Regions from separate parts of the Mus musculus genome. Here regions 2 and 3 are each linked to region 1. Evidence: chromatin loops called from intact Hi-C (ENCODE). Cell type or tissue: heart. All regions are shown on one strand. Each heading gives the region's core, and the rest is flanking DNA. Links, peaks and the distances in the headings are about the cores only.

Region 1 (10,509 bases), core at 1,533-9,532:
GTGACATCTGAGCCTGGCACTGAGGATGACAGCTTTCTGGGAACTTTCCCAGTGTTGTCCATTGTTAGCCTTCTCTCTTCTGAAGCCAGTTTTGATAACTGCATTTCCTTAAAAAAAAAAAAAAAAGTTGGGTTTAATTTCTATATTCTTATAGTTTTGTTTTCCAGGACAGCCAGGGCTATACAGAGAAACCCTGTCTTGAAAAACCAAAAATAAATAAATAAATAATAAATAACAGATATGTTTGTGGGGGGCAGAGAGATGGCTCAGAGATAAAAGCACTGACTGCTCTTCCAGAGGAGCTGAGTTTAATTCCCAGCAACCACAAGGTAGCTCACAACTACCTATTATGGGATCCCATGCCCTCTTCCGGTGTGTCTGAGGATAGCTACAGTGTACTCACACACATAACACAAAGCTTTAAAAACAGAGAGACACATCTATGTATGTGCCCCTTTCTCTTGAGCATTGTACTAGCTGTCTAATGCCCCTCTAGGCCCAACAGAGTGCCAGTTCTTCAATGACTGCCCACACCTTTACCCGCTTACTTCCCCAGTCCCTAGAAAATCTCAACAAGCTCTAATGTGGTTGCAAGCCTCTGTAGAGTATCATTTTTTAATTGTTAACCGTGTCTGTGTGGGTTGTGAGCAGCCTGAGGCAGTGCTGTGCATCAGTCGGGACCTCTGGCTCTTCCCCTGAGGTCCTCGCAGCCTTTCCCTTTCTTAGTTAGAGGCTTGTAAGAACACGGCGAATGATGCTCCACAGGCTCTGAGCTCTGCCAGATACGGAGCCTGGTAATGATTAACTGTCCAGCCTTCAACAGTCATGCTTTCTACTGCTCCAGCTGACAGGCTTGAGGTAAAAACTTTTGTCAGTTTGAGACCAGGCCTTGCTTTAGTTTGGCCCAGACTGACCATAAACTCGTAAGTCTCCTGCCTCAGCCTCTAAATGCTATAATTATAGGTACTATCAGGCCTGTCTAAAAACTGGTTTGTTTTTTGTTTTATTTTTTTAATTAATTAATTTATTTTGAGACAGGGTTTGTCTGTGTAGCCCTGGCTGTCCTTGAACTCAGAGATCCGTCTGCCTGTGCCTCCCATGTGCTGGGATTAAAGGCGTGCCGCCATACCCAGCTAAGAACTCTTATTAGTACTACACCTAACAATAGAAGACTCATGTTTACCAACTTACATTAAATAAGATTTTAAAAACTAAAACCTTGGCAGAAATGCCTGATACTATGTAACATCTTATTCTTTTTTTTTTTTTAAGATTTATTTATTTTTATTATATATAAGTACACTGTAGCTGTCTTCAGACACTCCGGAAGAGGGAGTCAGATCTCATTACGGATGGTTGTGAGCCACCATGTGGTTGCTGGGATTTGAACTTCGGACCTTCCGAAGAGCAGTCGGGTGCTCTTACCCACTGAGCCATCTCACCAGCCCCCCCCCCCTTTTTTTTTTTTTTTTTTTTTTTTTTTACTGTCATAGTTAATGTTAAAAATCAACAAAAATCCCTGGTATGGTTGCCCAGGTCTTTTAACTCAGCACTGAGGCAGAAGGATCTCTTGAGTTTAAGAACATCCTGGTCTACATATTGAGTTCCAGGACAGCCAGGACTACATAGAAAGACCTGCTCTACCTCCCTTCCCCTACCCCAAAACCTCACAAAAATGTATACAATCACACACTAGCCTAACAATTTCCAAATTCAGAGACTATTCAGCTCTACACAGTGATCACCTATTCACAGGGTCTCATCATCTAGCTACGGCTGGCCTGGATGGCAGAGGATGGTCTGCACACCCAGCTCAAGTCAGCATCTAACAGCCGCTTACAGCTGTGGTCCTGAACATTAAGTCACCGGTGCCCTTTCGCAAGCACTCTGCTCAGCAAGACTGCTTCCCTGCTTGTGTCCCATCCCCAGCGCTACAAACAAAGGCCACGCTTGCTTTTCCCTTCTGCCCAACTCATTCTTCTGCTCCTTAACAACATTTTGCAAATTAAAGTTGGTCCATCCAATCTGTTACGGCTGAAATAATGGGCCTTGTTGGTCAGCAAACAGAAAATAGCCCAGGCAGTCAGGTATTTACAGACCCCTGTACAAACTACCATAAGAAATGTTAGAAATATTTTTGACCACTTACATTATTAGATATTAAGGGTCTTATACAGAAAAAAAAGTGCCTTTTTTGAGACAGGGTTTCTCTGTGTAGCCCTGGCTGTCCTGGAACCTGATGTGTAGACAGGCTGGCCTTGAACTCAAGAGAACCACCTGCCTCTGCCCCCTAGAGTGCTGGGACTAAAGGTGTGCACCACTATGCTTAGCTAAAATGTAATGTTTTGCAAACCTCCCAGATGTCAGACTTAAAGCATTCCTGTCAGCTGCACCCTGCCTACCAGGGTGGTGTGACTAGCGTCTTTTTTTTTTTTTTTTTTTTGGGTTATGAGCTTAACAGCTTTAACAGCTGAGCCATCTCTGCAGCCTGTAACAAGTTTCTTAATGCAGCAACAAGAAGGAAAAACAGTGTGCAGTGTTCTGATAAGAGTTTAGAAGGCTCATCAAGTAAGGAGCTAACTGCCAATCAGCTCAATCGAGAGGTGGGAGAAAAATTCTGGAAAGTTGTCCTCTGACCTCCATTCAAGCGCCTTGGCACATTAGAGCCCCCCAACCTCCCTCCCCAAATATATATATATAAACTTTAAAACATGGCATGTTTTATAACAACACTCAGATCACTAACTTAACTCTGATAAACTGGTTCCTATTTAAATACTTCCAAATGATAATCTTTTGCAACTTACTATAAAATGTATTTACTACGACTGCTCTAGTTTGCTGTAAGGCACCGAACCTAACACAAGGGAGCAAAATCCACTTTGATCCAATAAGGGTCAAACTTCTGTGATGTAAGCACAGTGTAAATTCTAAATACTCAATGTAACTTTCAGCCCACAGGGATATGCAAAAGCCAGATATGACCTTAGTACAAAGGTCTTTGACCAAAAACAGGGCAAAGGGTGACTGTAATTCTTAAAAGACGTGAATTCCCACTAGTCAGCAGGTCTGAGTCAGCATACAAAACCAGGGTCAGGCAGGGTTCAAGTGCTAGTTACAGCAGGATTTTACCACTGCAAATGCAAAGCAACAGCTGTGACAAAAAAACCCATTATCTTAGCTTCTATCTGACAAAGGAGACTAGAGTCAATTCTTGTCAGAAGTGTCATGTCGCCCTAAGAAACGCTAAGGGTGACGACTCTGGTTTCTCATGTGCCCTGGATCCGAGTCTTCAAATCCTTTCAAAGCAAAGGCGCCGGAGATCCATTTTGGTACGGTAACTCCACACACAATTCATTCTGCTCAATAGACAACAGGTAAAAACTGACAACCAGAAGGTGGGCACTAGGACCAGCTGGGCAGCCTGTAGGGGCCAAGACAAAGGTTAAGCTAAAAGTCGTAAACATGGCCGAGGCGCTGCCATCCTCTACCTAAGCTAGCTACAACAATCCGCACAGAAGGGAACAATTGACGCCCGCCCACCCACCCGCCCGCCTTAGACTCTTTCCTGCGTGATGAAACATGGTGCCTCGGAACGAGCATTCTCCAGGCTTCCATCTGCCCACTCGGGGAGGACGGAGAGGCGCTGGGCGGAATGGCCAGCACCACCGGATACCACGGGCCGCCGCGATCCCGCGGGTGGCAGACAAAGGGAACCACGGGCCACCGCGATCCCCCGGGGCCTGCATCTCCCGAGCTGTGGGCGCCTCCCTGCCGGAGCGCGCCGCAGCACCACAGGGCCCTCGGCCGGAGCCGGGCCGCAGCTGCCGGGACCCGGACGCGTGGAGAGCGCAGGACCTGGAGCTCGGCAGCCCGCGACCCTGCTTCAAGCCTCCCTTCTCTCTGGCCCGAAGCTAGGGCAGCACAGCGGCCTCCGCTCCCCACCGCACCCCACCCAGGACTCACCCACGGCCCGGGGCGCAAGCCCGCAGGACGGCTGGCGAGCGAGCCCGCGCCCGCGCAGGCGCAGACTGGTCCGACCCAGGCAGGGGCGGGGCGGGGCGGGGCGGGACGTCGTCGAGCCACGTGACCAGGGCCCTGCCTCGCTCAGGGTCTGGGTAGCGCTATAGCTGCCTTGTACTGCGTCCGGTCCGGTACTGACTCTTGTCGCACCTTTTGCCAGGCTGTGGGGGTGCCGCTAGTCTCCCCGCCCCCCTGACTTAAGCTGAAGTTATACGGTGGCCTCGTTGTTCCACAAAACAGCAAGCGCGTCATTTAGCGTGTAGTCTGTTGAGATCCAGGGCTGTAGATAGCGCGTGCGTGGAGGCGCGAAAGCTTCTGATGAGGCGATCTCAAAGCTTGGTGGAGAGCTCTTTGTCACCGCACTTCACAGGACACCTGAGTTGTACATGAGGTCATACAGCTAGCCTCTTTTTCCTTAGATGCACACACAGTTTGTGGAGTCTTGGAAGGAGAACCCTGCTGTGAGTTAGGAGAGCCGGGTCAGAATTATAGCCGTGACATCCCTTGAGTGACTTTTGGCAAGTTATTCGTCTCTTCCATGAGTGGGTTCCTCCATGTTGTGACATTTGAACAATGGTTCTGATTTGCAGAACCACAGGCGATAAATGTCAGTGGACAGAAAGGACAAAGTCAGCCTTCGTGGGCAGGCTCTTCAGCAGACTCCTGAATGTGCGACCAGCTTGCCTCTTAGGACTGGGATTATCTCACCATTACACACCGTTCCAGGTGGGTGACCCAGCCTGCTTAGTGTTTACAGGTTTCTGAAGCTGTCGGAAACCACGCCTCCTAGGCCACGCCTTCTAGCGTCAGCAAACGGGAGTGTCAATCTTGGTATTTCAAAGCCTCCTTTAAGGAAGTTTGCCTAGAGATCCAGTCAATGAGTTCCTAAGAGGAAAAAAAATTACAAAACATTTCTTTTTTAAAAGAAAATAGATTTATTCTACTGTTAGCACATGTGTATAAGTACCCAGAGAGGCCAGAATAGGGCTTCAGATTTCTTGATCCTGGAATTATTAAAGGCTGTGAACTGTCCCATGTGGGTGCCAGACTCAAGAAGAGTATATGTTCTTTTCTTTTTCTTTTTCTTTTTCTTTTTCTTTTTTTTTCCAGAGCTGAGGACCGAACCCAGGGCCTTGTGCTTGCTAGGCAAGCGCTCTACCACTGAGCTAAGTCCCCAGCCCCTTTTTTTGTTTGTTTGTTTGTTTGGTTTGGTTATTTTCGAGACAGAGTTTCTCTGTATAGCCCTGGCTGTCCTGGAACTCACTCTGTAGACCAGGCTGGCCTCGAACTCAGAAATCCACCTGCCTCTGCCTCCCGAGTGCTGAGATTAAAGGTGTGCGCCACCAACGGCCCGGCACAGTGTATGTTCTTAACTGAGTGACCAAGCAACCTCTCCAGCACCCAACCCTCAAGTCTTAAAATAAGTTCCTGATTTTGGGTTGGGCCACACTGCTAGTGTCCTCTGCCACACGTACAGTCATGGCTCCCTGAGGAGGTGCCAGCTGTGCAGCAGGTACCTCCAAGGGAGGTCAGAGTCTGATGGACCCAAAGCCTACAAAAGCAGAAGTATGAGAGGCTTTCCCCTTGAGAAGGTGTGGGAACAAAAAAACGGGGCCCGGGGGAAGTGGGAAAAGGGAAAAAAGGCCCACACCCCGCCAGAGTTTCCCTATCCTATGACCACCGGGGTTCAGACCTCAGCTCGACTGGAGACCAGCCTGTCTGTGCAGAGCCCAGTGCCCCACAATAAGGAACCAGGGACAGATTCATGGGGTAAGAGGTGTTTGAACTGGGCCTCAGGGTGATCTGATGGAATATGGGCCAGAGAAGGAAGTCACCTCAACAGTGGGAGGGAATAAGACAGTAAATGCCAGATAGTGGGCCTGTTAGTGCAAACCTCCCTCCCCTGTCATAAGCACAAGGGACAGGTTTTTGGATCTCATGGTTTAGAACAACCAGGCAACAATTGGGGAAAGGGCATTTACCTCAAAATTATGTTTGCCTTGGCTTCTGTGAATTTCTATTCAAATGTATTATTCAAAAAGCAAAGAAACCAGGCAGGTATCCAGTGTGTTCATAAGCATAAATAATTAATTTCAGATTAGAATGGAAAGGTTATTCTCCTGTGTGTGTGTAGGGGGGGGACATAAAGGGAAAGATTGGAATTAAACATACAGTTAGGGATGTAACCGACGCAGAAGAGTGTCCCTCCCTCCTCACCAGAACACTCGTGTCTGGATGGAGCCAGTGCGGTCCTGTCATGCTGCAGGCCACAGTGCAGGCCTCTAGCTTCTTCTCAGAAGCTTCCAGGGACTTTACTCACTGTTCTTGAAGATCTGTAAAGATGAAAGCCACCTGTTTTTAAATCTAGAATTCATCATCAGGATAGCTTTCCATATCCAGCCCCATTCATTATCCGTCTATCTTTTGTTGGTATCCTAAAACTGTTCTACCTCCACAGGGGCCTCGGACAGCGTCCTCTAACCCAGGTGTGTTTGTGTCATTGCTCAGCTTTGGGACCTTCCCAGGCAACCCATTTCTTAACTTGGCACACAGGACAGTCCACGGTCGGGCTCCTCTGCCTTGCTGTGACCTTCTCCCTAGCTAACCTTCTGAAATGCAGTCCTGGGCGACTGCTCATGTTTTGCAAATCCTTGTGTTCTATAAACCTTGTCCTTGTCACCATCAAAGTTTCACCCAACATGGTAGCCTGGCAAGGTCCTATTGCCTCTTCCACCTAAGGCTTTCCCTGGTCACCTTGGGCAAAAGTGACTCCTCTTGCTGCCTCTTCCCAGACACAGAGAGGTCAGAATGTTACGGTTGCCCAAAAAAGGTGTCTCTTTCCCACAAACAAATCCCAAGAACAGAACGTTCTGACTCATTCTTGGCTCTTCAGCTTAAAAGTTTGGCTCCAAAGGAAGCATAGGTGTTTGCCAATAAGCTGGAGGTGGTGGCACACTCCCTTAGCACTTGGGAGGCAGAGGCAGGCAGATCTCTGTAAGTAAGTTCACGTTCCAGGACTCTGCCAGGGCTATACAGGAAAACCCTGTCTCAAAGAGAAGGAGGAGGAAGAGGAGGAAGAGGAAGAGAAGGAGAAGGAGGAAGAAGAAGAGGATTGACAAAATAAAGCAGAATAAAATGCTGTTATCGAGCAGAGGTTTAAGAAGGGCTTCTAGGAGCTCAGGCTAACTTGGTGGTGCAGGCTTTCTCAGCACACTTAGGACTGTGTCTCTGGGTCTTTGGGAGAGGTACATGGGAACGCTGCTCTCTCATCGTTTTAAGGACTCCTTACCTGCCCCACCCCACCGCCATGCCTTCTAGGAATCTGCCATGTGCCCACCCCAGGGCCAACTTAACAGTCAGTCCAACTTAACAGCTAGCTTTATGCAAACTGCTGCTACTGAGTAGCTCTGCTCAGATAGAGTCACCTCTGGTCACCCTCTACTTGGGGGCTGCTGCCCTTCCTCTCTGTTCTGCTCATATTTCCCAGGCGACTCTAATCTTTTGGGCCTAACTCTGCCACTCCCCTTCACACCCCTAGGCTCTGTCCCTAGCCTTGATTCCCTCCCTGACCTGGGAAACACACACATTTTGTCCCCTCTGCCCAGAAGAAAATGTCCTGTCCCTTCTTCACCCCTCAGTTCCAACAGCACCCCCACCCTCCACCCCCCACCCCCATCCCTGCTGTCCCTGACCTGACCTCACTGCCTCAGGCTGCAGTGTCCTCTCCACTGGCAGCCCTTCCCTGGAAACCACACGTCGCAGATTCTACAGTCTGTCTGTCCAAATGCTGGGTATGTCAGCTCTGAGACCTGGTCCTTTTCTTGGTTCCTTTCCAACTTTTTATTTTTCTCTTGAGAAGCCGGAGCTGGAGCCCAGGGCCTTGCACAAGCCAGGCAAGTGTTTCCTCTCTGAGGCTGCACCCCGGGTCCCTTGGCGCGCCTTTCCAAGCCTGTATCTGTAAACAGGAGTCAAGGTTAACTCCTCAGCCGAGAGACTCTCTATTCTGTCTGTTCATTCACATATTTCCATGGGGATGAGAGCCCAGCAAGTCAATGATGGTTTTCCCCAAACTGTGTGCACATTTGACATCTCTTTAAAAAAGGGGGGGGGATGTAGCCCAGTTCTAGACCATTGGCTTAGTATGTGCTTAACCCTAGGTACCATCCCCAGACACTGCAAAACGAAGCCCAACCCCCGCTCGGAGATCCAAATTTGGCTGCTTTGCAGTGGCATGACCTTGCCGTCAGTGGCGATCTCCCAGAGATTCAGCCTATGGGAGCCAGGTTGGTAAGTAACCGGCTCCTGGGATGGCGCTTGCACAGCAGACGCTGCAGAGATTCCCTAGATCTGCTGGGCCAGACTTGTAATCCTAGAAGTCAGGAGGCTGCGGCAGGGTGATGAGAACTCATGGCCAGCCTTCACCACACATCAAATTCAAGGGTACCAGACACACACCAATGTATTGTCCCAGTCCTGAGGCAGAGTAGGTCAGGATTTCTGAGGGAAAGCCCGATCAGCCGGCCTATAGATTTGACATGTGTCTCCAATGATCTTTAGGTAATTTTGAGGAAACGACTCCAAATTGAGATCCTAACCCACGGTAATGACTGGAGGTCTCTTAGGAATCAGGAATGTACATGAATGGGCTCACAGCCCAGCAGAGAAAGAGTGCTAAGGAGGTATGAGGGGTTGCTTGAGGTGGGGTGCTGCCAAGCGCCAAGACAGTAAAAGAAGCAGGACCAGCTGCAGTCAGGGAAGACTACCTGGAAGAGGCAGTCACAAAAGATGGCCAGGACTCCAGCAAGATGGCCTCAGGACAAGCATAGCTTAGGAAGAAGGGCTCAAGGGAAGAGACAGCAGGTTGCTCCTTCGGTGGACCTTGTTCCATCCATCAATGGTGCTTTTCTCTCAGGCACACCTAAGCGTCAAGCTTCATCCCAGAAAGTTTGGTGACCTCTGAGTAGGGTCAGGAGACACCTCATTTGGTATCTGAGTGACACACAAACTTGTGAAATACAAACAGGTTTTTATCTAGTAAAAGGCCAGTCAGTACACAGCAAACATTTGCACAATGCTCTAGGATTTCCAAGCAGTTACACAATAACTATTCCCTCTGACGTCACATGGTTTGTGTGTTGGGAGAAATCCCTTGACCTGTGTTTACCTGGTAGAGGTGGGGTGGGGCTGTCCCACCTCCATGGCCTGGGGACTGGATCACAGAGGTACAGTTCACCAGCAGTACCTGATACCTCATACTTCCCTGGTACTAAAGGCCCAGGGTGAAGATAATTCCAAGCCAAATTGACCTTTACCCCAGAGAATGTTACCCAAACTCTGATGCCCCAGGGAACCTTGTGGAGACCAACCTCAGATCTGAACGAAATCGTCAAGTACATGACTCAGGGATTTGTAGCATTACAAGAGCCACTCGGGGACCTTGTGATCAGGCAAGCTGGGAAATGCTGAACTCGAGAGAGCGTAGGTTTCAATGAGATCAGGCGATGGGACCACAAGTTCAAAGCCAGAATCTTCTAGATATATGGTTAAGTGAAACCTTTGCGTCTACAGCTGGACATGTGGGGTCCTTCCTGAATGGGAGAAAGAGAGAAAGAGAAAAAGAAAGAGAGAAAGAGAAAAAGAGAGTTAGGAAGGAAGGAAAGAAGGAAGGAAGGAAGGAAGGGAGGGAGGGAGGGAGGGAGGGAGGGAGGGAGGGAGGGAGGGAGGGAGGGAGGGAGGAAGGAAGGAAGGAAGGAAGGAAGGAAGGAAGGAAGGGAGAAAAGAAAGAAAAGGAAGCCATGACTGCTCCTAGGGGTTGAGGTTTTTATTATAGCTACAAAGGAGAGACAGAAACATCTGAGAAATTCAAAGCAAACATGACCAGCAGACTGAACTAGGCCATGTGAGGATGTGGGGCGGGGCAGGATGGGGGGAGTAAGAGAGGAGGAGAGAGGAACCTGGAGCCAAGAGGCCAGGAGGGAGCCAGAAGACCGGGAGACCAGAAAACCAGGAACCCAAGAGAGCAAAGGACTGGTAGCCAAAATGACTGAGGTTATTGTATAGGGAAGGGCAGCTCAGGCCCTGGGCTGGAGAGCTTAGGGATGGATGGACAGACAGGGTGACTCTGTAACAGGAGTTGAGGATGCTGGGAAAGGCTGGTGGTTAAGCCAGCTTTGGTACGTAATAACCCTGTAGGTAGGTAGCATTGTCCCAGGTTTGAGACCTAACATTTCCTGGTGCTCAGGTTTGGGGCACCTGGGGAGACTCTCCTAGAGGCAGATTCCTCCCCAACCTCCCTACCTCCACCCCCGAGTTCAAGGAGCCGGCTTTCCTTCTTCCTCTTGTGAGACAGTGGGCCCTGCAGTTCCCACCAGACTACCATGACTTCTGGACTGCGTGCCACCTTCGTCTGAGTCTCCACTGTCAGGTCCAGCATCTGCTTTTTCTTTGTCACTGGTCTTTCTGAGACTTTTTTCTCTGCCCCGCAGA
Region 2 (10,509 bases), core at 1,696-9,695, 390 kb before region 1:
ACTGGAGGCTGACTCAGGAGTCTATCAGCACGGAGGCACCGTCTGCCGCTCACTCAGCACAGGATTTTTAATAGGATGGAACTAATGTTAAGAACTTTAAATACTAAAAAGTGCATTTTGCTGTCCAAATAATTTTTTAAAAAATTCTAATTAAATTTAATTCTAATTGGATAGTCTAGAGTAGTCTCTTCTGAACACACTGACCCTTAAAATTAGGGAAACACCCCTTCTTTAAAATGCTTTTCCCCAAAATCTCATTACTCATCAATTCAGCAGAATTCTGCTGGAAACACATCTAGAATAAAAAACGGCCAGCACCCCAGCAGACAAAAAAAAAGTTTTGTTTTCACCCAACTTTTAGGGAAGGGGGAAAAAAAAGCAAATCTTCCGAAAACAGACTTCTCACAAAGTCCTACTTCCATTTACTTAGCAAAACCCCAGTGCCCAGAATGAGCCCTCGATCTATTGACCTTACCTGGCGGGTCACCAAGGCTGCAGCAGAGGCCAGCTCTGTCTCTCCTCTTCCCAAGCTCGCTGAGATTTCCAGAAGGGTTAAAGTGGCCTTCCTTTAGCTTGCAAGCTTTTCTCTTAACACTCTCTTTTGCCCATCTCCTTTCCCCTACCCAGTAAGCCTTTAGCTTACTGCCAACCACGAGACTTTTCAGAAAATGAAAGCAAAAATCTCTAGCAAACTAACGAAGTGCCCGGTCCACTTTTTAAAACCATATAAAGTACACATGTCATACAAAGACAAATCACGAACGAGTAAGGCACAGTATTCCCTTCAATCTCTAAAAACCTAAATGTATGTAAATTCAACTCAGCAGTACAAGAACATATTTTGGAAATGTTTTTCTTTCAGTCCTTGAAAATTGCGAATTTTATTAATTTTAATTACCTAGACTCAGATCACGCTACTAAGGTAATCAAGAGTCTTTGACCCAAAAATTTTCCTCCAAAAATAAAAATAACCAAAATGTGGTTCCTACAGTGTTCGCCACGATGCTCGGACGCAGACTGACCATAGTAAGTGGCACTTTAGAAAAACAAAACAAAGCAGAAACCCTTAAACCGCTCCCTTATTTCTACTGTTGTTTATGTGCTAAGCAGTCGGTCCTCCAGGGGAAGATGGGACCGCTGTCTCTTACCACCGCACCCCACAGCTCCTCGCACGAAGCCTGGAAGAAGTGGCCATTCAATAAATGCCTACTAAACACTTTTGTCTAACAAGTTGGGGCATTCCCAAACGCTGACTCCACCCCTGTCGTCGGCCGCTGGCTCCCGAATCCAGACAGCTTATGGCCTTGCTCTGATGAAACGAAACCTCATCGCTCAGGAGGACCCAGGGCAGGATCAAGAGAGCCACTCGCCTCCATCCCGCAGGGCAGCCGCTCCTCGGCTCATCCCGCTAGGATGCAGATCCCGAGCGCGGGTTCCCACAGCATCCCGAGAGGCTCCATGTCCAGCAGCAGATCTGCAGGGCACTAGTCCCTGCCCACCCCGCACCGACAGCCGGGCGTCGGGACACAGGGGACGCCTGCGCACAAGAACTGAGCTACCACCCTCCTGGCCCCACCGAGGCGAAGGGTAACAATACCCCTCAGCAGTAAGACAGGGTGGACAGGCGGCCCCGGAACGGCTGCGCGCTCCCCGATGCCTCGGCGCGCTCCCGGTGCACAACCGCCTGCACGTGAGCGCGCCCCGCGCGCGCGCGCCCAGGCCACTCTAGCTGATAGGGTCGCCTCACCTGAGCCGGGCTCCGCCCCCCTTCTCCTCGCAGGAGGAGGCGGTGGCCCTCCTCCGCTCGGACCGACCCTGAGGAAGGAGGCGGGAAGGTCCAGACTGGCTTCCCCGGCTGTGACTTCCGCCCGCCCCGCCCCTCGCTCCCGGCTCCTTCAGCCCGTTCGCGCGGTTCTTTGAGGACCCGGCGGAGGCCTACAGTAAACGGATGTGAGGTACCCATGTCACCGCCTCCACAGGCCTCCAATGGCCAATCATCAGGAGGGCGGGGCCACAGTAGGAGTGACGTTCTGAAAATCTGACCAATCCGCCATCCCAGGACCCCGGCTGTGTTTACTACCACAGCATCCGTGAGCGCTCTGACCAATCACAATTTGCCTTACAGCCCGTAAAACTGTTCTCAAAGATCTTTGAAGGCGGGACTTATCACTTAGCAACACCAGGTTTGGCCTGTAGAAAAGCTATTTTATGTCACGCCCAATCAGAACTCAGCATGAATAAGGAAAGCTAGTGTTTTCCGTCTACTTGAGCCAATCGCAATGACTACTGCCAGCCCTGAGTCCCTCCATTGGCTCGCGCTGACTGTGACCTGGAGTCTGAAGGACAGGTGACTTCCTCTCGCTGTGAGCTGGAGATTACTTCTAACTTGTAGGTTTGAGAAAAGATGTAAACGGAACCCCAAGAAGCCGAGTGAGACGAATGGCGAGCTTCACAATGAGTAGGAAATGCCGTCGGTCTAATGGTGGTTGGGTGGATCGTCGCCCGCATCGCGTCTCAGTTGCCCAGACGTCCAGCATAGCAACGGGAGGGTCGGAACTCAGTCCGACGTGTGCCCACCAAGCCATCAACTCCAGAATCAAGTTTACAGTCGCCACCACCTTAAAACTTCAGGGCTCAGCCCTCTTATCAATGCCGCAAAAGAGTCTGCTGGACCGGGTGGGAAAGAGGAAGGCCCGGCTGCCGCCTTGGCCTCTTGCGGTATACCACCGAGCAGTAAAATCAAGATTATGTGTTCTAGATAGCTTTCCTGTTACTTTGATAAAACTGAACAAAGCAGTTTGGAAGAGGAAGTGTTTACTGGGCTTATCACCATGGTTTCGGAAAGTCCTGGGAAGAATTCAAACAAACCGTAGACTAAAGCTACCTCCTGGCTTGGGCTCAGCTGTCCTTGTGCTCAGTTCACGCCTGCGTGAGAATGGACAGGCCACAAGGGATGAGCCCTACTAAGTCAATTAATAAGCAAGCAATCCCTTTTCCCAAGTGAAGGATAGTATAAAATTCTTAGTTGGTTCACAAGCTAATAGGGTTTCCTAGGGCTTCATCCATCCTTAGTTTGCACCAGTTCCCAACCCCAATAAACCCATATAAAAACCACACAATCCAGTTATAAATATAAGCTATGTACCTAGACTGGACAGCTCTAGCACTGTGCTAACTTATTCCCCAGCTGCGAGACCCTTTGCTATTTGCAGTTTCTCCTGGCCACGTGGTTCTGCTCCTCCTCTTCTTCAGTCCTCTCCCCTTCCCTTCTCCTCTCTACCTGTCCCTACTCTCCAAGACCTCCCACCTCTCCCCTCCCCTGCCCAATTACAGGCCTCAGCCTTTATTGACCAGTTAAAATGGGGAAGAGGATGCCCTCAATACCCTCCCCTTTCCCTCATCCCAGTTTCCTTTCCAGATTAACCCTTTAGCTCCTGACATTCTCTCCCTTTTCTACCATCCACTCCCACTACAAAATGTTTTTTAAGAGAGCATACAGAGCCGAATACAGTAGAATAATAATTACACAAAAATAGAACCTGGTGTGGTAGCTCACACATTTTATCCCAGTACTGGGAGGCAGAAGCAGATGGACCACTATGAGTTTGAGTTTGAGACCAGCCTGGTCTACACAATGTGTTACAGACCAAGCAGGATTATATAGTAAGACCCTGTTAAAGAAGAAAAAGTGCATATGCACAGAGATAAACCCAAGAGATGAAACAGAATGTTAGCAATGGCTCTCTTAAAGGGATGTGAGATTATGGGTTACTACAATTTTATTATCCATAGTTTCTGTGTTTTATACTAGTATACATCCAATATGTGTTATTTTGGTAATTGTTTTAATGATTTAATAAATGTCATGAAAATGAGAACACTTATATGTTTAACAAGATTTAATATAAAGCACTGATTCTTTTTTTTGTTGTTTTTGTTTTTGTTTTTTGAGACAGGGTTTCTCTGTATAGCCCTGGCTGTCCTGGAACTCACTTTGTAGACCAGGCTGGCCTCAAACTCAGAAATCTGCATGCTTCTGCCTCCCGAGTGCTGGGATCAAAGGCGTGTGCCACCACCGCCTAGCTCTTTGTTTTTATTTTAAATTTTTTTGCCATGTTTCATTTATTACTGTTATTGTTGTACGTGTGTGTATGTGCACATGTGCATGCATGCAGGTGCCTCAGCACATAGAGAAAAGCTTGCTGCAGTTGTTTCTGTCTCCGCTTTGATGTTTATAGGGGTTGAGCTCAGTTGCTAATCTTTCACAGCAAGTGCCTTTTCCCACGGAACCACCTCATTGGCCCCAATTCATCTTTTTATTAAAGAATATTGCAAGAATGTTGTGACTTAACATTAACAAAGTTAAAAGCATCAATTTAGCAAAGTCACCTTTGTTGTTCTCTGTTGTGAGTGTGGGTACACACCTATATCCTGACTATCAGCAGAAGAATGAAGGGGAGTTCTAGTTCTGAGTTAACCTGGGCTACTTGCTGAGTGTAAGGGTAGCCTTAAAATAAGAACCTATCAAAGAAAAGTTATTGTTTTGTTTACTGCTATTCCAAAGTTATCAAGAAGTATAAATATGTGGAAATGAACACAATCAGGCAAATACTAGGAAGCCAACATTCCACTGACCCATTAGAGGCCAGCCTGATCTATGGAGTGCATTGAGGCCAGCCAGGGACATATACCAAGACCCTGTCAGTAAATAACTAAATAAGAGCACATAGTGGTCTGTAGGGCGGGGAGTTGAGGATGGACTCTCTGCTCTGTGCAGCTTGCTGGCAGATTGGTACTGATGCATGTGGGACATCAGATCTAGGTATAGTGGTGTATGGCATCCCAGAGGATGAAAAAGAACTGTTTTTAAGTGTTGGTGTGTGAGAAACAACAGAGTGCTGGGAGGAGTTGTTGAAGCTGGTGAATGGAAAGCATAGGAGAAAGAAAAAGCGGAAGAAGAGGAAGAGAAGGGATTTTTGCAAGCCTCTGGCACAGGAACATGGTTAATCTCTCCATGGCCCCAAAGATCAGAGCTTCAGTTAGGGATTGAAGCTGTAGCAGATTTAGCTCCGTGCAAAGGAAACAAACAAAAATCCATCCACTCTGAAGTTAGCCTTACAAAGACTTGCTCAGGCAGCCTGCATCGACTGAGAAAGAAGAGAAAGGAAGAAGAGAGGAGAAGACAGAAGATCAAGGTGACACAGAAGAGGAGAATGGGAGAGAGATGTTGGTGCAAGAAAGGAAGCGGAGAAATAAGATGAACAATGGTTGGTTTCTGAGCTCTGGGTAATCCCTGCAAACCAGGCTCTCCCTTGCATTTCCTCCTCCATCGGCAATATCCTGAAACACCAGCAGATGGAGATATTGCCCTAGAAAACAGGAAAAGTTTCAGCCCCACCCCCAACTTAAAATTCAAATTTTCCTTTTCTTAAAAACACACTCAAAGAGAATGCAAGATGTTTCTGAATTTCCAAACTAAATTTAAGAAGCAAAGATTCTTATGGTAAAATTTACTTACTTTTGTTTGTTTGGTTTTTTGAGACAGGGTTTCTCTGTATAGCCCTGGCTGTCCTGGAACTCACTTTGTAGACCAGGCTGGCCTCGAACTCAGAAATCCGCCTGCCTTTGCCTCTGCTGGGATCAAAGGCGTGTGCCACCACGCCTGGCTAATTTTACATACTTTTAATAATTCATGCTTTTAATCCCAAAGAAGGCCACTGTAAATTTTTGACTTTAGATTGCTACTTGAAAAAGGTTCCTAACATTCTTTCTGTCCCAATTCAGTTATTATTTAATGTATACATATATGTATGTTGTCCGTGTATTTTTGACGACTGTCAGCTAATTGAGCAACGTTGGGATGCACTACAATTCTGACCCAGCTGGCCCATGGGTAACCCTTCTTTTTCCCAGACAGAATCTCTATCTTTTGCATCCTTGCCTGTGGTAATTCTGGGAATCCTCCTCACTCTCTTACCAGTAAGAAAGCAGCCAGTGCAGAGGACTTCCAGTGACTATGCCATCCTGGCAAAGAGGTGCCCCAAAAGGGAACCACTCTGGTGTAACAGAGCTTCCCAACTTTCAACTATACCCACCTCACATGCTGATTTCCAGATGATCTGATGGATTCAGAAGTGAAAGAAAAGAAAGAAACGTTCTGGCTGGGTGTGATGGTGCATTTATGTAGTCCCAGCACTTTTGGCGGGGGTGGGGGGGTGGGGTGGGGAGATCATAGTCACCCTCAGGCACAGAGTAACCCCAGGTAGTGATGTTGCCATTTCACCATTTCAAGGACCATGGTGCTTTGAATAGCAAAGCCATAGTGTCCCTGTGCTAGAGAGGGGTCGAGACGCCATCACTTGGTTTCTGGGAATTGAACTCAGGACCTCTGCTTGCTCCTCTTGCTGGCCCCGTTTGCTCCAGCCCAAAGAGTTATTTATTACTATAAGGAAGTACACTGTAGCTGTCTTTAGACACACCAGAAGAGGGCATCAGAGCTTATGTGGTTGCTGGGATTTGAACTCAGGACCTTCAGAGGAGCAGTCAGTGCTCTTACCGGTTGAGCCATCTCTCCAGCCCTCTTTGGCACCTCTTAACTTCCATACAAGTGTCCATTTTTATGTAGCCAGTGAACATATACATAGTATCTATTATGTATAAACCCTATGCTAACTTGTTGCAAGAACATTAGTATTTCTGAGGTGCGCTCCCTGACTTAGTTAGGCTCCAAGGATTGATGACCTGGTCTACTCTATTACCTACCCTTTCCTTCATTCGCTCATTTTTAAATTTTATTTTACATTGATTTATTTTGTGTGTGCATGCAGATGTATGCTACCGAGTAAGCTCTCTTCTTCCACCAGGTGGGTCCTAGGAAGACCATCAAACTTGGTAGCAAGTGCCTTTATCCACTGAGCTTTTTCCAGACCTCTCACTCAACATTTGCTGAGGTCCCCCCCCCCCCCACTTTTTTTTTTTACAGGACCTTTCAGGAGTTGGAGGTGCAGAAGTGAAAGAAATGAAATAAACTTTCTTTCTGGCTGGGTGTGATGGTGTGTGTATGTAATCTCAGCACTTGGCAAGAGGATGGGGAGTCACCCTCAGGCACAGAACAAGTGGAGTTTGAAGACAACCTGAGCCCAAAAGGAACAGAGACCTCAGTCCCTTCTTCCTCCTTTCATCCTTGACCACCAGATGAGCAGTTTTGCTTTACCATACATTCCCTCTTGGGACCCAAATAAATTAATAATTTAAAAAGTGAAATGTTTCTAATAGGCTCTACCATTCATTACTAACCTCAAATAAACTGAGTATGGAAAAGATTCTGACAGAAGGGGGGATGACTAATTAGTTAACTAAGTCCTTTTATATTCTTTTTTCCTTTCTGGAAAGAATCAATAGAAAATCACTGGGTAGAGTCAAAGAAAGTGTAACCTTCCAACCAAAGAGTTGTGACAGCTAGAAGCAAAGTATAATTTGTGTGTATGTGTGACAGTTCTCACTTGAACTTGCCTCAAATTCATGGCAGCCCTGCTCTTAAATGCTGGGATTACAAGTGTAAGGCTGCAACACGGTTTCTGACAGGCTCTTTTAGCTGAAAAGGCAGTATCAAGGCCGTTGGGGAAATTGAATACTACAAGATTACATGGTTGAATCACTGTTAGCTCTCTTATTTGGGTGGCTGCATTGAAATTACTCAGGGAGAAACCCTACATTAGTCAGTTTTTTTCTATTACCTTAACAAAATATGTGAGACAAAGCTGGTGGTCTAATCTCCGTGAATTTGAGGCCATTATGTTTCACAGAATGAGTTCCAGACCAACCAGGATTACACACATGGTGATAGCCGGCCTTAAACGACAATAACAACACAAAATGAAGACAGCTCATAAAGAGGAACGGTTTCTTTTATTTTGGTTCACAGTTCTGGAGATTTTGGTGTGACTGGTCCCACAGCTTAGAGCCTGCGGTGAGCAATACAACACAAAAGTGAAGCTGCTCTCCTGGAGGTCCGAGACGAAAGGGGAGTTACTGCATCCTCCTGCAAGGGGGAGGGTGTGATCCTCAAGGGAAAGAACCAAAGAGTGGGCGGGGACGCGATCCAGTGAGGGGCGTGGCCTTACTGCTGGTGTACCCTGGGCGGGGCCTAGAATGTCACTTCCGGTTTTTGAGTCCGCGTGTGAACCGGCGAGCTCATGGCTACTCTGGAGTCTCCTGGGATGGATGACCAGGCTGGAGACACGGAGACAGAGGCGCTACAGAGTGCAAGGTGGCTGTACTGTGGAGAGCCCGACGACAGGCAGAAAGCTGTGCTGGGTAAAGACCGCCGACCCGGAGCGGAGTTCCGCGTAATCCTTTCCGCTTCTGTCTGGGTACCACGGTAGCCCACTGCCTGCAGCCGGGACAGGTTCCCTGCCACCATCACCTTTTCCCTCCGCATTCATCTATCGTCACCACTTCGGACTCGTCTCAGGGCAGTGCCCAGGGACCTGACATCTCCACAGCTCTCTCATTTGCCCTTTTCCCCCCTCTACGGAGCAGAGTTTCCTCTCTTGCCAGTTAATGGCATTTCCTCAGTCGTTCTCTTTTGTCACAACCCCTGCCCAGAGGTCACTTCCCCTCCCCTCCTCCATCTCCCTCTTTAGAACTGGACCAGGGCTTTCTTCATACCCCCCCGCCCCCCGAAAGTCGGACTTAAGCTCCCTTGCCTTCACTACCGGCGTCCAGCCACAGTGCAGGTCTCCCCATCCATACCCTGCTGGTCCTCGCCTCTTATTCTTGGCTTACACTCTTACAGTCCAGTTCTCCAATGGGAAGCTGCAGAATCCGGGCGACATGCGCTTCACCTTGTACAACAGCACCGACTTAGTAAACCCCAGGCAGAGGAGTCACCGGATCGTGGTAAGTGCTTGCTGGTACAGATGGTCTGGGCTCTGCAGACCTCAAAAGGTTCTTGGTGTGGGCAGACATGGGAGACCTGGCCTGGGGGGGAGGAAAGGAGGAGTAGCAAATGAGACTCTGGCCCCACTGAGGAGCAAGATTTTGGGCTTTTCACTTATATGGGCTTTATCTTTCCAGACAGGGTTTCTTCCTGTAGCCCTGGCTATCCTGGAAATTACTATATAGACCTGGCTGGCTTTGAACTCAGAGAATCACCACCTGTCTCTGACTCCGTAGTGCTGGGATTAAAGGTGTGCAGCACCACCCACCCCTGGCTTCATAAGTTGTCCCCCTACATGACCTTATTGAACGTTCACCATGTCCTCATGCCGCAGGCTAAGGAAGCATCTTCATGGGATTTGCACCTCTTAGGGAGGTCACTGTTCAGAGCTCAGCTTCAACCCTATTTTATGTGTATGGGTGTTGTTCATTTTTGTCTATGTACAATGTGTGTGTAGCTAGTGGAAGCCAGAAGTGGGCATTGGATCCCCTAGAACTGGGGTTACAGATGCTTGTGAATCAAATGTGACCCCAGAGTGATGGTTTTTTTGTTTGTTTGTTTGCTTGTTTTTTCAAAGGTTTCTTTGTACAGCTCGGGTTGGCCTTGAACTTAGAGATCTACCTGTCTCTGCCTCCTGAGTGCAGGGATCTGGGATTAAAGGCCTGTGCCACCACCACCCAGCTCCACAGGATGCTTACTAGCATCTCTGGTCTCTCCCGGGTAGATGCCAGGGTTAAGACCGGTCTGCTTTCCAGAGACTCAAATTCACCAAGTAGTACAGGCATACAGTAGAGCTAGCTTGGGGTCTAAGGGAGTGTTTAGGGCCTGGGGAGGGAGCTCTGTAGGAAACAAGTCTCAGCTTGTCTGAATGCCTTCCTGAGAAGGGTGAATGGGAATGAGGGACGATTTGATAGCAGATGTTTGGTGCCCTAGTGAACGAGGGAGAAGAAAAGCTTGGCTGCGATGGGAAGCCAGCCCTCATAGGACGAGCTAACGTCAGAAAGGTCACAAGGCAGTTATGTATAGGATCAGTTAGGTACCTATAAGTGCTAGGAGACCAAGACCTCACTGTATAGTTCGTTGTGCTGCTTATTCAAGAACTGCTATTTTCATCTGTATTCCCACTGCCTTCTGCCCACTGCCCTCCCCCATATCCCCCTCCTGCTGGTCCCTTGCCTCCCTCCCAAATAAGTCGCTCTTTCATGACATACATACTGGGCTGGAGAGGTGCCTCAGCATTAAAGAGCACTTCCAGGGGACCGGGGTTCAATCCCTGAACCCACATGGAGGTAGCAACTGTCTATAATTCTAGTTCCTGAGAACACAACACCCACTCCTGGTTCCTGTGGGCACGTCATAGATAAGGCATGCATGTGTGCATAAAGGCAAAGCACTCTCAACACATCAACATTATATCTCATTACATACATACTATATCAGCCTCTCGTTTCCCTTCTTTTGCACCTCTTATGATTCCTTTCAACTCTCATGCCTTGAATGTGTGCATATTCACACACACACACACACACACACACACACACACACTCTAAATCTAGATTCTGCATAGG
Region 3 (10,509 bases), core at 830-8,829, 330 kb before region 1:
TAGTTCATACCTGTAGATTCCAGCACATAGAAGCTTGAGGCAGGAGGACTGCTGTGTGCTCCAGGTCAGTCTTGGTTATATACTGAGTTCCAGGACAGCTTGAACTACACAGTTAGTTTTTGTCTCAAAAAGCAAACCAACAAGGAAAACCAAAATCAGCCACCATCAAAGACAAAGCAATTCCGTCTGGATGACTGTAACCTAGGAGGCTTGTTGGTATACATGACAGACTATGCCTGAGGAAGGCCAGAGACAGGGTCAGGAGGCAAGCCTGATGATCTGAGGTCCATCCTGGGAACCCACCTTATGCAAGTCTCCTACCGCTACACAAACAAATGAGTAAATGCAATTTAAAAGAGAGAGACTAGGGCTGGAGAGATGGCTCAGTGGTTAAGAGCACTGACTGCTCTTCCAGAGGTCCTGAGTTCAAATCCCAGCAACCACATGGTGGCTCACAACCAACTGTAATGGGATCTGATGCCCTCTTCTGGGGTGTCTGAAGACAGCTACAGTGTACTCAGATAAATACATAAAAATAAATAAATCTTTTAAAAAAGAAAGAGAGACTATGTTTGCAAACGTCCTTGGTAACCCAGTGCCCACCCACTGCTGACTGAACTTACTGTGACCTAATCACACCAGTGACACACTGAGCAAAAGCAGCAAAACCCAGGATACAGACAGGGTGATCTCACACGCATGGAGTTAAACTAAACGGCACTGTGTAGAGATAGATGCACACACACAAGGCATGTGACAAAGAGACGGCCATCCACAGGTCAAGATGGCAGCCTCTGGGGGAGGAGCTCAGGCTTGGAAGGAAGCTCTGACCACACTCCATTTCTTAAGGCTGCAGTGTTTACACTGTGACTTACCTCACTACTATTTGCCAAACTATACATCTGTGCCACATCTGTATATATTATCTTTCAGAGTAAAAAAATGTTCAAAACAAAGATAGTGAAATAAACATACTGATTCTTAGAAAAATTGAAAGAACATAAAAACCATCATTAAAAACAAAACAAAACAAAACAAACAAAAACCCTCCTAACCGGGCTTTTGTTTGTTTCTGGATTGAGATCTTGCCATACTTACTCAAACTCCTAGGCTCAAGAAATCCTCCTGCCTCAGTCTTTCAAGAGCTGGGATGATAGTGTCACCTTGCCTGGATGCAATCCTTTGTCTTCAATTTAAAACCTTGGTTCCCAAACTCCTAACACTGCATATACCAAACACGCTTTGCTTTCAGTAGAGCATATTCTTTTTCATTTTTCTTTCAGTAAAGTCTCACGAAGCCTGGGTGGACCTAAGCTCTTGATCCTCCTGCCCTACCCTATAGAGTGATGAGATTGCAAGCATGCCCCACCTCCACTAAAGCAGGGGGTGAGCTGAGGATGTTTGCAATTGCCTCACCTAAGACTGCAGGTGGAAACAGTCGCCTGGGAACACATGGATGCTTTGTCAAGAATCACCCGAAGATCCTTTTTGCACTTGGGAGAACAAGGCTGAAAGAGGTACCTAACGACCTGGGTGGCGTGTTGAAAACTGCCATTCCTGAGGATCTCTGCTTAGGTAAAACCCCATGACAAAGCAGAACTAGTTTACCAAAGGGACTCACTCGGGTTAAGCATAGGAAAAGGAAGGGCGATGGAGGCCTTAAATTCAGATAAAAGACTTGAAAGGGGCGGGAGGAAATCTCAGTGACGAGCGGTGACCCCTGAAGGATAGAAGAAGTCAGCCTAGGAGCAAGCTCAATTCAAGGCCCAGGAAGTGGTGCTTTGGGAACTAAAGAAAGCTCTAACCTGAGAGTCCAGAGGGAATCTGACTGGCAGGGATCTGACTGACTGGCAGGGATCTGACTGACTGGCAGGGATCTGACTGACTGGCAGGGATCTGACTGACTGGCAGGGATCCGACTGACTGGCAGGGATCTGACTGACTGGCAGGGATCCGACTGACTGGCAGGGATCCGACTGACTGGCAGGGTTCTGACTGACCGGCAGGGATCTGACTGGCAGGGATCTGACTGACTGGCAGGGATCTGACTGGCAGGGATCTGACTAACTGGCAGGGATCTGACTGGCAGGGATCCAACTGACTGGCAGGGATCTGACTGACTGGCACTGGCAGGGATCTGACTGGCAGGGATCCAACTGACTGGCAGGGATCTGACTGACTGGCAGGGATCCGACTGACTGGCAGGCATCAGACTGACTGGCAGGGATCTGACTGACTGGCAGGGATCTGACTGACTGGCAGGGATCTGACTGACTGGCAGGGATCCGACTGACTGGCAGGGATCTGACTGGCAGGGATCCGACTAACTGACAGGGATCTGGTCCCTAAAGGACACTGAGCAGCAATTACTACACATCCTTGGACTGTGCGGGGCAGCTCTTCCAGTGACATCACACGGCGGTCAGAGATAACAGTTGGGTGCAGCACTCACAGCTCTCTCTCCTCTGAGAGTGACAAGAAGGACCCCTCTGGGCAACAGAAGCCTCCAGAGAGTTTAGAATCCTTACTAATGAAGGCCTTGGATTACTTGGCAGAATACTAGAAAAAAATAAACCAATATGTGACTGTGTCAGTCAGGTGGCCAACTTGAGAGATTAGACACACTGGTTAAACATCTCACCCGAAACAAATGGCTCATACACAGGTGTTACTCTAGTGCCCCTTTATGTTAACAACCCCATTACGTTAGGTGAGTAGGGAAACAAATCCCCAAGCTGACAGGAGAATCCGTAGCTCGTTCACACAAAGCCCAGGACAGGCGACTTGGAGAAGGAACAGCGAGCCGGACAGTAGTGGCGCACGCCTTTAATCCCAACACTTGGGAGGCAGAGGCAGGCGGATTTCTGAGTTGGAGGCCAGCCTGGTCTACAGAGTGAGTTCCAGGACAGCCAGGGCTACACAGAGAAACCCTGTCTCAAAACCTCCCTCCCACCCCCACCCCCCCCCCCAAAAAAAGAGAGGCGGCTCATCCATTAATGGAAACTCAGGGCACGAATGCTACTGTGCTATGTGGTAATCCCTCTGTGACTGCGGCCCATTAAAGGAATACGTTTCTCTCTCATCTCCTTTGAAAAGCAGGTGAGGCATTCTTGTTGCCCAGGACACTGTCTGTCTGCCTCTGCGAGCTCAGGCTGATTCACCATCTGCATCTTTCCAGAGGTCCACGGACCTGACCCTCGCACCTGACGATACCCTTAGTCTTATACCACAGCTCCGCATCTGCATCATCACCACCATCATCACCACCACCACTGCTGCCACCATTATCACCACCACCAATGGGATGGGCCAAAAAAGGATTCTACATTCTCCCATGTCTATCTTTATTTCATTGGCTCTCATTCCCATCCCATCCCTCTTCACACTGTCACTTGTTGAAGAGCAGGAGGAAAGGAGGAAATAAGAAAAGGGAGAATATGTCTGCACTGCAACTGGAAAAAGAAAAAAAAAAAAAAACGAAACAAGCCAGAACGACAGACGAGTGACTGGTGGTTGGCCACACAGCTCAATAGCTACCGGTGCCATCATGTAAACGTAATTCCCCTGATAACCATGGAAACCAAAATGAAGGCACCGTGTTGAGGGCTGCTCTCTTTAGATATCTAAAAACAATAAGAGGCCAGAGACCAGAGAGACAAAGAAATCCAGGCATTCCAAGCCAGAGGAAATCCTTTCCTAAAAGCTCTGACAAAGTGTGCCATTTTCTCCCGTCTCCAAATCTCAGCAAGCTTCCACCAGGACTGGAGACCTGACAGGGATCATGAAACAATTCAAGCCTCTCCTGTGTGCTGGTCTCCTGGGGCCAGATGCTATGAGGCCAGCTCTCTGGGAGCTGAAAGCTTATTGTTATCATAAAACATACCGCAAACCAGCAGAGGGGCACAGACACACACAGACATGGACTCACGTGAGCACACGCGCGCGCGCACACACACACACACACACCTGTGTGTGCACATACAGACTTTTATATAACTAACATAGCTAGCTATGCAAACAGCTCCATGGGGGCAGACACCATTGTCTGGATCTTGTTGCCAGAATAAACGAACAGTTGAGTTAGAACATAGGCAAGCTCAAGCATTCTTTCTACTACCCAAGGCCAACAGTGTTGATGGCTGAGCAAAATCAAAGTCCTGGCCTCGTTCTTGGTCTAGCTTCTCTGTGTGCAGGAGACGGCTGGATTCCATGGGCTCCTAGGCATCTTCCAGTAGACAGTCAATCACCCTACTGTATTTTTTTTTTTTTTTTTTTTTTTTTTGTGATAGCACATGCCTGACAGTTTTCTTTCCCCTCAGAGGGAATCTGATACCCATCTGCTCAAGTAAATTAGCGTTCCCATCCTGCCTGACTCATTCGGTAGGAACAACAGGTTCACATGCCAATATGAAACAGAAGGCAAAGGGGGCCTGGGAAAGGGGAGAGGGCTCCTCAGCCAAAACGACACATTTTTCAGAATCACATTCACAGAGGACGGTGTGCTTACTGCGAGAAAGACGTCTATCATGGACTCCTAGATTGCTATTTTAACAATGCTCACACGGAGAGTGCTCTCTAAGGAGTCCTCAACGTTTCCTGCTTAATCCTCACAGCAACCTCGGGCCGAAGAATTCATCTCTACTTTTATTTATTTATTTTTTTTTTCCATTTTTTATTAGGTATTTAGCTCATTTACATCATCTCTACTTTTAACAGAAGCACCACCGACGTGGCTCAAGGTTGCCTGGCTAGTGGGTGGTGGATGGAACTAACACCAACTCCGGAGTTCTGGCTCTCCAAACGGCTCTGCCATCAGTGCAGGAGGGAGGCCGGGCAGGGGGTCGTCCCCTCTTCCTTCAAAGATTTGCGGAAACCGAGTCTCCGCGACTTGTTAAAACCAGACCCACTGGGTGCGCGACTGCACGCTCTCTCCTGCATCCCAGGTGAAGGCTAGCAAACCGCAAAATCGCATTCATTCTCTCAGACACTTGCAAAGCCCTGGGGCTGGAGGCGACCGCGGGTGGGTCCGGGGTGGGGGCGGACGGGGGCACAGCTCTCCCGGAGCTCCGGCAGCCGAGGCCCCCCACCTCCCGCAGTGCCCCCAGGCCCGGTCCCCGCACCCCAGCCAAACGCTGGGCCCACGGAGGGACCGAGCGGCCGGTGAGCCTGGAGCATCCGCGGGCTCCCGAGAAGCCTCCTTCCTGCGCCTCTTACCTCAGGGAGCGGCGCTGCCCGGCCGCGGCCGCGACGCCCTGGAAGCCGCAGGGCTGCCGGAGGACTGCGGCGCTCGGCCACAGCGGGGTCCGACTTCGCCGCGAGCCCCGCCCCCGGTGGCTGTCACGTGACGCGGGTGTAGGGCTGGCCTGCGAGCGCGCGCGGCCGTGAGACTGGAAGGAGGGCGGGGCGAGCGGGGCTCGGCGATGGAGGGCGAGCGTGGCCTCCGAAGGGGTGGGAACAGCATCGTGGGCGGGAACTGCCGGAGGCTCCTAGGGGCCTGGAAGCGGGCGGATCCTTCCCATCACCACTATAGCCTAACAGCACCCTGGGCTCCGTGCATATGAGCACATAGGAGCTGGAGTCACCCTGAGCCCAGCTAGAAGTCAGGAAGGACTTGGGGCCATGGGTGGGTTGTGTGGAAAACGTTTGGCACAACGCAAATGATGTGTGTAGTACCTGTTGCACCAACTACTAGTTATGGGCCCAAGAGAACAAAGCGGTGGTGGCTCCTGTTCTGAAATCCACTCTGTGGCGGAGAGGATAAACCGGAAAAGCTGTTTAAGTCCATATGTATTTAAAATTATATGAAGTACATGAAAAGAGCTCTTTGGTTGAAAACTAGGGTTTGAGGAATGTGATGACCTCATGAGAGTAGCTATGTGAAAGAGGCCAGAGAAAGCTCCTGCGCTGAGGGAGACAAGACGACTCCTAAGAAAAAATATTTTTTTTGTAGATTTTTTTTACTTTTATGCGTATTTTATGCACCTGATTTATGTGCACACAGGGGGCCCTGGAAGCCAGAAGAGGGAGCCGGAGCCCTTGGAACTTGAATATAGACAGTTGTGAGCCACCAAGTGGATCCTTTGCAAGAGCAATAAACCTCCTGACTAGTAAGCTGTCTCTCCAACCCTGTATCCCACCATCCCGAGGTCTTAGATAAAAGGGTATTAGAGGTCATCAGTATTTCATAAGCCATGATAAAGGAAGCCATTGAAGGGGGAGAATGCAGGTGTTCGATACTCTGTGCTGAGAAGACAAGAGAAGTAGAGACTGGCCTGAAGTACTGGAAGTGGATATGGGGGCACACACACGGATCTGAGACAGTTTTGCAGTAAAGTCAAATTTGGGGGGGGTGTTGTTTTATGCAGTGGTTAAGGCAAATTCAGGGTCTTGCACATGCTGAGCAAGTGCTACCCCCCTGTACCCCCTGTACCCCCCTACATCCCAGCCTTCAACGATTCATTTGTTTAAACCCCAAACAAAACACCTAGACCCAAACCCAACAATTGAATGCTGACCGAGAGCTGTTCAGCAAGCACACAGATGTAGTGGAAAGGCCATGCTTAGACGTCGCTTACGTTTGGCAAACCGATCGCACGTCTAATCCTTTGAAAAGTGGCCCATTGTATGAAACCAGCAGGCTGAATATGAATTTCAATACCCAATTAAAAGCCTGAGTTCCTGGATTTGTGCTATCAAACATTATTGTTTGTGTTGGCATTTCTCTAAAAAGGTTAGGACATTCAAAGGACAACAATGGGGCCCGTCTAACACAGCATGCTGTCTGTCTTCTTCATCTGTCCAAAGGTGCCACGGGGGCGGGGGGATTTTATTTCTTGTATAAACATTTAAACGTCAAGACAGTGGCGTTTTATTTAAGATTTACTTATTTTTATTTTATGCGTAAGTGTGCTTTGGCTACATGCATGTCTGTGCACAAGAACAGTATTTGTAAGCGACTGGTTGCTCCTCTCTTCTTACCCTCATCTGTCTGGCGCAGGCCTCCATCCCACCATGTGTGTAATGCTCTTGTCTCTTGACTTCTCTACTTCATTTGACTGGAGTGGGCTTGCTCACCTTAGCAGCCTGGCATGTCATTCGTATTTATAGCAAATGAACGAGGGCACATACAGTCTCCACGGCCATGTAGACTTTTGCTTTATAGAGAGATTAGACTCAGGCAGAGTCATTTGGCCACAGGTAACCCAACAGCTATCATCCTTTTCGGCTGCCTGCGGGTCTCAGCTCTCTTCCTACCTTACGGGGGGTCTTCAATGATGAGCTTGTTGAGAACCAAACCAGGTATTTTGTTATGGAAGTTGAAACTCTAGATCGGTTCTGTCTTCCCACTTAACTCTAATTGTACAAATAAACATTCCCTGTGCAGAACTGAGGCCTACATGTTATGTAACAGCTCCAAAGCAACACCAGCAGCTTGACTAGAGCATCATTGGGTACCCTGAAAGCTGTGAGCTTGCATCCCTCCAGTGGGATCCAATGGTCAGCAAATAGTGGTGTTCCAGTTACCTGGCATCCTAGCCTGATTCTCTAGATTTCCTGGTGATCCTCAAATTCCCTTTATATTTCTGTCTTAGTTAGGGTTTTACTGCTGTGAACAGACACCATGACCAAGGCAAGTCTTATAAAAAACATTTAATTGGGGCTGGCTTACGGGTTCAGAGGTTCAGTCCATTATCATCAAGGTGGGAGCATGGCAGTATCCAGGCAGGCATGGCACAGGCAGAGCTGAGAGTTCTATGTCTTCATCCAAAGGCTGCTAGTGGAAGACTTCCAGGCAACTAGGGTGAGGATCTTATACCCACATCCACAGTGACACACCCATTCCAACCAGGCCACACCTATTCCAACAAGGCCACACCTTCAGATGGTGCCACTCCCTTGTCCAAGGATATACAAACCATCACAATTTCTAATAAAATATTTTTCCTCACGACTGCCAAAGTTGGATTTTAATGTTTACAACTAAAAACTCAGACTCCCATAATTTATATTAGGAAGCTGAAGCTGTTACTCAGGACTGTGAACTCCAGATTCTAGTGTTCTTTCCACATGCATATCTCTATGTTCCAACAACCCACAATATTTACATTATGTATCCATGTCTCCATATCAGTTTCTTAACTGAATTTTTATGGAAGCTGAAAATAAACACATTGAGCGGCTGCCTGGGGAGGCGGCTGCCAATAGAACATCCAGTTTCAAAAGCAGAAATATCATTGTACATCTGCTATATCTTTTTTTTTCTTTCTTTCTATGTCTCTGTGGTATATGTATGTGTGTGTGTGTGTGTGTGTTTGTACATGTATGTACATGTCCATGGGAGGAGAAAGGGCCAGAAGTCACCGTTGAGCATCTTTCTCAAAAGCTCTTCGTCTTCATTTTTTCTCCCTTTATTGAAAGTAGATTGTTTTCTCATACAATATATCCTGGCTATGGTTTCCCCTCCCGCTACTCCTCCCAATTCCTCCCACATCCCCTACCATCCAGATCCATTCTCTTTTGTCTCTCATTAGAAACAACAACAACAGACTGGAGAGGTGGCTCGGAGGTTAAGAGCACTGACTGCCCTGACAGAGGTCCTGAGTTCAATTCCCAGCAACCACATGGTGGTTCACAACCATCTGTAATGGGATCTGATGCCCTCTTCTGGTGTGTCTGAAGACAGTGACAGTGTATTCACATATATAAAAATAAATAAATCACATATATTAAAAAAGACAACAGCATCAACAAACAGGCTTTTGTCCCTAAGGGACAATAATAAAATATAACAAAATAAAATATAGTAACTTAAAAAAGCCAAACCCTATCTATCACATTGGAGATGGACAGGAGGAAAGACTTATTTATTTTTATGTACATGAGTACACTGTGGCTGTCTTCAGACACCAGAAGAGGGCACTGGATCCCAGTACAGATGATTGTGAGTCACCATGTGGATGCTGGGAATTGAACTCAGGACCTCTCGCAGGGCAGTCAGTGCTCTTAACCACTGAGCCATCTCCAGCCTTCATAGGAGTTTTGGTCACATTGTTTTCCTGGTGCATCTGCTCTGGCTCCTACACTCTTCCGCATCCTCTTCTGAGGGGTTCCCTAAGACCAAGACCAGAGGGGCAGGATTTGGTGGAGACATCCCACTCGGGGCGGAGTGTTCCAAGGTCTCTCACTCTCTGCATAATGTCTGTCTGTGACTCTCTGCTGTATGTGTTTCCATCTGCTGCTGAAGGAGGCTTCCCCAGCGGCTGAATCAGACACTGAGCTAAGTATAGCAGAATGTTCCCAGGAGTCATTTTATTACTACATTTTTTAATAGTCTAGTAGCATTCTATTTTACCTTATATCTAGCCTCTGGTTCTTGGGCACCCAAGCCATGTCAGGTATGGGTCCTTTCTGTGGGACGGGCCCTAAGTGAAACCAGCTATTTGGTTGGTTACTCCCATAAGCTTTGTGCCACCACTGCCTGGCACATCTTTCAGAATCCCACTGTCCATCAAAGGGCTTGTGGCTGGCTTGGTGTTTGTTCGTATGTCTTTTTTGGTGGCATGCAGAGTACCTTCCTGTAACCAAAGCCGCTGGAACATAGAAGTGAAGGCTCTGTAGGTCTCAGCTCAGCTTCTCCATGTCCAGTGGATTGTGTAGGTTTTTTCTTCAGCCGTGGGGCCTTGCTGTCAGTTTGTGGAGCGCAGCCTTAGAGTCCTGGCAACAGCCTGGGACGTCTGGGGATTCCCATGAGATCCCTTTGGCCAACAACTCAATTAGATGTAACCCAATCCCAGTACTGGAGGCTTCATTTGGTGGTGAGATGAAGAGTTGGGACTCTGTCTCCCCATTATTTAATCCCCTTCATCCCCTTCATATCTGTATACATTTCAGGAAGCTTCTATTGCTTAGATTTTCATTCTACCTGTCAGAGGGTCTTGATTTTAGCTGTCTCTCCTCTCTCCTCCTCTCCACTTGGTCCACTCACTCCAGCGCCTCCCCCCCCCCCCCCGCATCCGTAATTAGCTATATTTCCCTAGGGAGATTTTTCTTTCTATTTCCATCCATTCACCTGCAAATTTCAGGATGTTATATTTTTCTAACAGCTGAAGAGTACTCCATTGTGTGAATGTAGCACATTTTCTTTATCCACTCTCCTCTTGAGGGACTGCTAGGCTGTTTCCAATTCTGGCTATTATGAATAGAGCAGCAATGAACATGGTTGAGCAAGTGTCTCTGTGGTGGGATGAAGCATCCTTTGGGTGTATGCCCAAGAGTGGTGTAGCTGGATCTTGAAGTTGATCGATTCCCATCTTCCTGAGGAACCACCACCCTGATTACCATAGTAGCTGTACAAGTTTGCATCCCACTAGCGATGGAGGAATGTTCCCTTTACTCTACATCCTCACCAGCAGGAGCGGTCACTTGTTTTACTGATCTTAGCCACTCTGACGAACTTAAGCACTCAGGAGGCAGAGGCAGGCAGTTCTCTGTGAGTTGGAGGCCAGCCTG

The links. Peaks named below come from ENCODE experiments on the same cell type or tissue, not always from the same donor. Only the 100,000 strongest peaks of a DNase experiment are listed, where the experiment ranks them.
Region 2: it touches region 1 in a loop (3-fold over the local background); 10 of 42 quality-filtered maps call a loop at or near these places.
Region 3: a loop joins it to region 1, with 2.1 times the contacts of the local background. A loop is called at or near these places in 3 of 42 quality-filtered maps.

What each region holds. Positions count from the first base shown.
Region 1 is chr4:45,404,729-45,415,237 of GRCm38, forward strand. It overlaps Slc25a51 (solute carrier family 25, member 51), which reads right to left and starts at 4,038. Exons shown (of 3, transcript NM_001009949.3): 1 at 3,967-4,038; 2 at 1-107. Gm46852 (a long non-coding RNA gene) reads left to right here and starts at 4,662. Exons shown (of 3, transcript XR_001784277.2): 1 at 4,662-4,749; 2 at 8,181-8,310. In heart, for the core only: a CTCF peak has its summit at 4,808; DNase peaks (open chromatin) are centred at 3,373, 4,163 and 4,783; H3K4me3 peaks cover 3,133 bases; H3K27ac peaks cover 2,580 bases.
Region 2 is chr4:45,010,477-45,020,985 of GRCm38, forward strand. It overlaps Zbtb5 (zinc finger and BTB domain containing 5), which reads right to left and starts at 1,936. Exons shown (of 2, transcript NM_173399.3): 1 at 1,748-1,936. Polr1e (polymerase (RNA) I polypeptide E) reads left to right here and starts at 8,133. Exons shown (of 12, transcript NM_022811.3): 1 at 8,133-8,316; 2 at 8,798-8,901. The coding sequence starts at 8,196. 1700055D18Rik (RIKEN cDNA 1700055D18 gene) reads left to right here and starts at 2,334. Exons shown (of 1, transcript NR_166789.1): 1 at 2,334-3,875. In heart, for the core only: a CTCF peak has its summit at 5,352 (motif pointing right); DNase peaks (open chromatin) are centred at 2,025 and 8,125; H3K4me3 peaks cover 3,525 bases; H3K27ac peaks cover 3,473 bases.
Region 3 is chr4:45,079,276-45,089,784 of GRCm38, forward strand. It overlaps Fbxo10 (F-box protein 10), which reads right to left and starts at 5,329. Exons shown (of 11, transcript NM_001024142.1): 1 at 5,215-5,329. In heart, for the core only: no CTCF peak of the experiment used is centred there; a DNase peak (open chromatin) is centred at 5,396; H3K4me3 peaks cover 2,363 bases; H3K27ac peaks cover 2,335 bases.